Regions from separate parts of the Homo sapiens genome. Here region 1 is linked to region 2. A link is an interaction called in ENCODE POLR2A ChIA-PET data of the cell type or tissue named here. Cell type or tissue: GM12878. All regions are shown on one strand.

Region 1 (4,000 bases), 620 kb before region 2:
AAACTGGAAGACTATTTTATAATGTTCAAGTGTTGAAGTTTCTATTTGGTTAAGTATCAATAGATATGAAAACACATATCCCCATAAAAGCCTGTATCTGAATGTAGCAGCATTATTTATAATAGCCAAAAAGTGGAAACAACCCAAATGTCCATCACTGATTAATAGATAAAAACGAAATGTGGCATATCGATAGAATGAAATATTATTTGGCAATAAAGGAATGAAGTGTTGATACATGCTACAACATAAATGGACCTTGAAAACATTTTCCTAAGTGAAAGATGCCTGTTACAAATGACCACATATTCTATGGTTCCATTTATATAAAATGTCAAGAATAGGCAATTCCATAAATACAAAAAATAGTTTAGTGGTTGTCAGGGCTGGGGGAAGAAGTGAATGTGGGGGTGGCCGCTAATGAGCATGGGGCTTTTTCTTGGGATGTTGAAAATTATAAAATTAGACAGTAGGGATGGTTATACAACTTTGTGAATATACTAAAAATCACTGAATTGTAAACTTAATTTTATGTGACATAAATTATATTTCAAGAATCCTGTTATGTAAAAACAAAAAAAAATACTGTTGTAGCACAAATACTTTAAAAATTAGTTGCTCCTATATTCATATAATCTAAAGAAAGAAGTAGCCAGAAAAAAATGTGTAGCTGGAGAGATAGCATTTTTTTGACATTTTTTGGACAGAGTTTTAAAAAATATAACATACATACATAAAAGTGCAGAAATGCTGTGAACAACTTGTTGAATTTTCACATGATGACTAGGTTAAGATACAGGACTTTTCTGTAACCTGTGGCCTAGAAGTCCCCTAGTACTCTCTGCCAGGACCTGGTTCAGAGTATTTCTTTTTTGTTTGTTTGTTTTTGAGACGGAGTCTCGCTCTGTCGCCCAGGCTGGAGTGCAGTGGCACAATCTCGGCTCACTGCAACCTCCACCTCCCGGGTTCATGCCATTCTCCTGCCTCAGCCTCCCGAGTAGCTGGGACTACAGGCGCCCGCCACCACGCCCGGCTAATTTTTTGTATTTTTTAGTAGCGACAGGGTTTCACCGTGTTAGCCAGGATGGTCTCGATCTCCTGACCTCGTGATCCGCCCACCTCGGCCTCCCAAAGTGCTGGAATTACAGGCGTGAGCCACCGTGCCCGGCCCAGAGTATTTCTTTAAAGAATCCTAACCTCAAGGTCTGCTTCTAAGAAATCCAACATAAGACAGAATGGATTCCAGGATCCCTTTACTCTTCCCTCCCCTCAAACCTCCAAATGCCATATTTAAGAGAGGAGAAGAAGGAAATCCAAGAGGCTAAGCTTTACCCTAAAAGATTATAATCAGAAGTTGTCATGTGAATGGACTCAGTGACTAAACTCAAAGGATATGCCTAGAACTGAAAAATATTGAAATAGCAACCAGCAAGCGGACATTGTCACAGCTACTCTAGGTGTTGGGGGACCATGAGAAAAGCTACTGCCAGTTCCCTGCATATCTGATGCCATCTGAGTTCATCACGTAACCCCTCCAGAGAGATACTCTATATACAGCATGGAGCTCAGTGACTGGCACATAGTCATGCCCACTGAAGTGCAGTTATTCGCCACTGCCTAGCGCTGTGACCCCAGATAAGTAATTTAACCTCCGCTGGCCTTTGAGTCTCCAACTATATAAATAAAGGAGGGAAATGCTGAATGAGTTGTGGTTTTCACATCAATGACAATGTAATTGTAACTGGTTCAAAGAACTTCCACTTTCACATCAGATGGGGCAAATGGTTATTCTTATTTATAACCAGTACAATGTAGGTTCTGGCCCTTGAAGGACTGTGATAAACTCCCCTGTGACAGGCTTCCATAAAGCAGAGAAAGGGGTCAAGTTCCACTGTGGCCATATGCTATCTAAGACTGTCAGGGTAACCTTTGAGAGGCAAATCAGTCCCTTGCTGGAAGAATATGCCTAGACGTCCCTTTAACAATAAGTGAAACTCTCTATTCTTTGAAAAATACATGAATGTGTTCAGCTTAAACCAACAGTCGGAGAGGGCTGCTTTAAAAAATCTGATAATCTAAGATGCTGCAGTGAAGGGGGTTAGGTAAAAAGAGACTAAAGCTAATGAATATCATGCTAGTGAGCTTGTTCCCACAGTTTACTATTCAGCCTTGACACTGTCAAAATTTACGGGATGATAAAACCCACCTCAACAGAAGAACGAATTCAAAGTTCCTTTGCCTAATACTGAAGATCATTCATGATCTGGTTCTTCATTCTCCTTCAAAGGCATTTTCCACCAATTCTGTTGGCTGTTAGGTAATTGAATATTGCTCTGCTACTCCATCAAGAGAGCTCCCATGTTTTTGCACCTGCTATTCTCTAGCGTGAACTTTTAATCTACTTCTTATTTAAGAATTCCTATATTTTTTAAGAGTTAGACTCACTTAATAGTCAAGTAGATTGGATCTTGGGTTTTTTAAAATGCAGCTAAAAAGACAGTTTGTGTGATAAGTGGGGAATTTGAATATGGCCTGGATATTAGATGAAGGAAAGAATTGCTAATAGTTTTATGGTTATGTAGGAGAATGTTCTTACTTTTTAGTAAATGCACATAAATTGTTTAAGATAGAATGGTTGATGTCTATAACTTACTTCTAAATGGGTCATAAGAAAAGTACACAGAGAAGATAAAGCAAATATAGAAAAATATAAACAATTTTTGAATCTAGTGATAAGTATTGAGGTGTTCACTGAATTGGTTTTTTTTTCAACTTTCCCTTATGCTTGAAAATTTTCATAATAAAAAGTTGGGAGGTGAAGGGAATCAAAGTAAGTACCTGGTGTTATCCTAAACCAAATATAAGTAATATGTGAATTTTCAAAAAGTTACCTCAAATGTCATCTCCTCAGTGAAGACTGTCCTGACCTCTGAATTTGGGGGCCCACATCTTACCCAAGCACTAGTACTTGTCGCAGTGTAGGGCATTCTCGTTGACATATGCAGCAGAATAATTTGTCAACTTATTTTTTGTGTTTGGTTCTCACTATTTTTTTCCTCTCTGACTCCCCAGGAACAAGCAGGACTCAGGAGAGTTTCATCCAAAGTGTCAAACTTTGGGAAGGTGCCTTGTTGAACTGTAAAATCCTATCACAAGTGTATTTAGTCAAGTTACGGGTACAGAAAATTACTGTATTAGAGTTTGGAATACCCCAATACTGAAAACTCGAGTAATCATATATAGAAGCTTCATGAAAAGAGTGGTGAGCAAGACGAGTCTTGAGATGTGACATACAATTTGGATTAGGAGAAGGTATTCCTGAGAGTATAAATGGTTTGAATAAATATGGGGGAAACAGAATAGCCAAAGTCTGTTTGTATCAAAATGAATAGAATTCATTAATTCATTCAGCAACTGTATTCCTACCCACCGTGAATAAAGTAATGTGCTAGGGACTGAAGATATAATTGTAAGCAAAATAAACAATGCCTGATGTCCTCAATTGGGGTATGAAAAACCTCAGGGCTATGGGCCAAATATAGCTCACTACATTTTTTTGTCAAGTTTTATTGAAACACAGCCACACTCACTTGTTTACATTTTGTCTGTGACTACTTTTGCACTACAACAGCAGGGTTGAGTAGCTGCAACAGAGTCTAAAATATTTACTATTTGGTCTTTTGCAGAAAAAAATGCTGACTCTTACCCTAGAGCACACAGCTTTATAGGGAGACAGGTATTAGTTAAATAACTATAAATAAATTAAAAATGCAGCATTGATAAGGGCCATGAATGTGAGCTATGTGGTACCATGGAAGCACACATAATAAAGGAATTTGACCTAATAGGAGCAATAACAGAAGATTGATTACATAGTTTAAAATTGAGGTCAAAGCTAAAGGATAAGTAGGAGCTGACCAGATAAAGCAGAAAAATAAGAACTCATCTCAGAGAGACAGAATATTACATGTAGAGGCTCTATAGGAATAAAAAAGCTTTA
Region 2 (4,000 bases):
TAATATAAGTAGATATTAGTGATAGATTATTAGGTGATAAAAACAGATGGCAAAATGGTATATATTTGGCCTGAAAATACTGTTAACAGTGGTTGCCTAGGTAAAAGGAAGGTTATAGAGGGACTTTCCAAGGGACCTAATCTTCTATGCTTAGAAAATAGAAGACATGCCCTGAAAATCTGTGGATGGCTTCAGTGCATGTAACTAGCACTGGGGGGTCAACCTGTATACGTAGCAGGCAGAGCCAGTTGTAAGGGTGGTGAAGTGGTGTCTGAGAAACAGACAACCTCATGAGGCATCAAACAGATCTAGGGTTGAACCCAGGCCCTGTCCCTTAACTCAGCCTGCTTATGAATGTGTCCTCATATGTCGACACATATGTACTTGACATTTCCATCTATCTTGCCAGTTCCTTGCCAAAAAATATTTTTAAACCCTAGTATCAGGAATGGCCCAAAGTGGGTATTAAACACAAGTCATCTCATCTTTCCTTTTAACTCTTTAACTGTCTCTTCTCAGGGAAGAATCTGAGAGACTCTTCCAGCCCATGGCCGTAGAGCTGAGTAATAACTTGTCCAGAGTCTACAACTGGTTAGTTGAAAAGCTGGACTAGTACCACATTTCCCAGTACCCAACTGAATATTCCTCTATCAAATGATGCAAAACGATGCTGGAATTTGGGATGTGCTAGTTCTAAGATGAGGTGTGTGAGCTCCTTGAGCAAGAATAGCTATGTCAGAACTTAATGATGCCTCTGGGGCACTTAGTGACATGAGGGCCACTGAGCCTCCATTATGCACTGGGGTACAGGCTACTGAGGTGGCTGTGAGAGCTGTCTCAGAAACTTACTCTAGGAGTTACTTCTCCAGATCCTTTCCTAATGTTAATTATTTTCGCAAAGTTCCATTCATATCGAGAGAACTCCATCACACCTTATGTTTTCTTTTCTTTTTTTTTTTTTTTTTTGGTGTAAATGTAAGGGGTACAAATGCGCTTTTGATACATGGATATACTGCACAGTGGTGAAGTCTGGGCTTTTAGTGGAACCATCACCCAAATAGTGTACATTGTACCCATTAAGTGATTTCTCATCCCTCACCACCCTCCCACCTTTCTGAGTCTCCAGTGTCTATTATTCCATGCTCTATGTCCATATATACACATTATTTAGCTCCCACTTGTAAGTGAGAACATGCAGAATTTGACTATTTCTGAGTGGTTTCACTTAGCATAATGGCCTCCAGTTCCATCCATGTTGCTGCAGAAGACATGATTTCATTCTTTTTATGGCTGAATAGTATTCCATTTTATATATGTAGCACATTTTCTTTATCCAGTCATCCATCCAATGCCGGACACTTAGGTTGCTTCTCTATCTTTGCTATTACTATATCGCCCTATGTTTTTGTCACACATGCAATAAGTATCTTAAAATGTCAAGTACTATTTAAGGCTGTTTTTATAACTGATAGCAGAACAAATGTAGAGAAAATCCTTTCAGTTAAAAATTATTTAATGACATTTGGTCAAATGGCCCTTTAATTATAGAGATAATAAAATTGACAGGTTAACAGTATTTCCTCACAGTTTTGGAACCCAAAACTAGAAGGCCATTTGTGTTGCCAAAACTACCAAAATTCTAATTTTATTACCTCCAAGTGATGGAATTATTTGAATTCAAAGGTTTAGAGACAGGAATTGAAAATATGTTTTATTAAACCTAAACTTTTCCTGTCAGCTTTAGAAGAGGTTTTTTACATGTTGATTTTTCTGTTGCTATGGTTACTCTCCTTGTCATCCTGACAGTGAGTTGAAAGCCATTGACAGTATTAATCTCTGTGGCTGAGCTTAGGCTATTTTTAGATATGCCGTACTTCACACATAATTGCACGTGGGTGAGCAACCTACGCTAGTCTGATCTGTGAGCAGCTGGGCTGAGCTGCCAGCTGTTTACAGGGAATACATGAGCTGCTCATCCTTCTGGGCTCTAATGCCCATACCCTCCTGCTCCCAATGGAAGTGTTTCCATTCATCTGTTTGGTATTTGGACACCTTGGTTTCCAGCAGCTTGCCCTTTCATTGATGAGTCATACAGATAATTAGATGGTTAAATGCAATTAATGAAGGAAAATTTGATTTCCCATGCTTCTGTTGAGAGTACTGTAGCTCATAGGATCGTAGAATATTAAAGATGTAAAAGCCCTAGAAGTCAACCTAGCTGTTCTTTATTTGCAGATGAGGAAGCCAAGGCCCAGGAAGGGTGAGTGACGCTTCCAGCTAGCTGGCAACGAGAGTCCAGACCTGAATCTAGTCCTTGGCTTCTCTTTCACTGATTAGTCTACTGAGGCCACACTTGAATCAGCAGTAGGATTTCAAATCTTGTTATTTTATTGCACCCATCGTAACTGATTTTGTACTTGTCATAATATTTATGCATGAATTAGCTGAAAAAGGAGGCCAGTTTTGAACATCAGTTTATTTGCCTCCATAAGAACTTTATAAACTTAATTTTCTGATGTTTATAAAAACAACTTTCAATGAATATCTTTGGAAATGTTCAATAGGGCAATTAACAAATGACATTTGAAAAAGTGAGGAAGAAAATGTGATCACCAGACAGCTTTCTCTCTGTCAACTACACTATGAAAAAAGAGTTTCGTGATTATTTTTAAGAATTTTAAATACGCTTTTTATTGCGGGTAGCAGAGTCCTCTATAGGAGGAAAAGATACAATTCACCTGAAGATCTTGTTAAAAATGAAGATTCTGGAGTCTGATGTTGGAGGCACGTGCCTATAGTCTCAGCTACTGGGAATGCTGAGGTGGGAGGATCACTTGAGGCCAGGAGTTCGAGGGTGCAGTGTGCTGTGATCCGGCCTGTGAATAGCGACTGCCCTCCAGCCTGTGCAACATATCAAGATGACGTCTCCAAAAAGGGAACCCTGACCAGCATGGCCATGCCTATAATCCTGGCACTTTGGGAGGCCGAAGCAGGAGGATTGCTTAAGCTCAGGAGTTCAAGACCAGTCTAGATAACAGAGGAGACCTAGTTTCTATTAAAAAAAAAAAATTAAAAATTAGTTGGGCATGGTGGCATATGTCTGTAGTCCCATCTACTCAGGAAGCTGAGCTGGGAGGATCACTTGTGCCAGGAGGTGGCGGATGCTCATGCCACTGCACTCCAGTCTAGGTGAGAGAGCAAGACCCTATCTCTAAAAAAATAAAATAAATAAAAGAGAACTTTTGTTCATTGTTGGTGGGAACATAAATTGGTACAGCTACTATAGAGAACAGTTTGGAGGTTCCTAAAAACTAAAAATTGAGCTAAAAATATGATCCTGCAATTCCATTCCAGGGTATATACTCAAAAGGAAAGGAAATCAGTATATCGAAGAGATATCTGCACTCCCATGTTTTTTTAGCACTGTTCACAATTGCTAACATTTGGAAGCAACCTAAGTGTCCATCAACAGATGAATGGATAAAGAAAATGTGGTATATATAAAGAATGGAGCACTAGGCCAGGCACAGTGGCTCACGCCTGTAATCCCAGCACTTTGGGAGGCCGAGGTGGGTGGATCACGAGGTCAGGAGATCGAGACCATCCTGGCTAACATGGTGAAACCCCGTCTCTACTAAAAATACAAAAAATTAGCCAGGCGTGGTGGTGGGCGCATGTAGTCCCAGCTACTCAGGAGGCTGAGGCAGGAGAATGGCGTGAACCCAGGAGGCAGAGCTTGCAGTGAGCCGAGATCGCGCCACTGCACTCCAGCCTGGGCGACAGAGCGAGACTCCATCTCAAAAAAAAAAAAAAAAAGGAGCACTATTCAGCCATAAAAAGAATGAGATCCTGTCATTTGCAACAACATAGAACTGGAGGTCATTATATTAAATAAGCCAGGCACAGAAAGACAAACTTTTCATGTTCTCTCTTATTTGAGGGATCTAAAAATAAAAACAATTGAACTCATGGAGATAAAGAGTAGAATGATGGTAACACA

The links. ChIA-PET counts read pairs that join two places held together with the same protein. Peaks named below come from ENCODE experiments on the same cell type or tissue, not always from the same donor. Only the 100,000 strongest peaks of a DNase experiment are listed, where the experiment ranks them.
Region 1: POLR2A ChIA-PET joins it to region 2 with 5 read pairs; 1 of 35 experiments calls an interaction of 5 or more read pairs at or near these places.

Annotation. Positions count from the first base shown.
Region 1 is chr3:17,800,883-17,804,882 of GRCh38, reverse strand. No RefSeq gene overlaps it. Among named protein-coding and RNA genes, the nearest start is that of TBC1D5, 60 kb to the right of the region's middle. In GM12878, a CTCF peak has its summit at 1,608; a DNase peak (open chromatin) is centred at 1,692.
Region 2 is chr3:17,177,883-17,181,882 of GRCh38, reverse strand. The region is part of intron 20 of TBC1D5 (TBC1 domain family member 5); the gene reads left to right. Among named protein-coding and RNA genes, the nearest start is that of PLCL2-AS1, 130 kb to the right of the region's middle. RefSeq lists an enhancer at 1,961-2,010. In GM12878, no CTCF peak of the experiment used is centred here; DNase peaks (open chromatin) are centred at 193 and 1,842.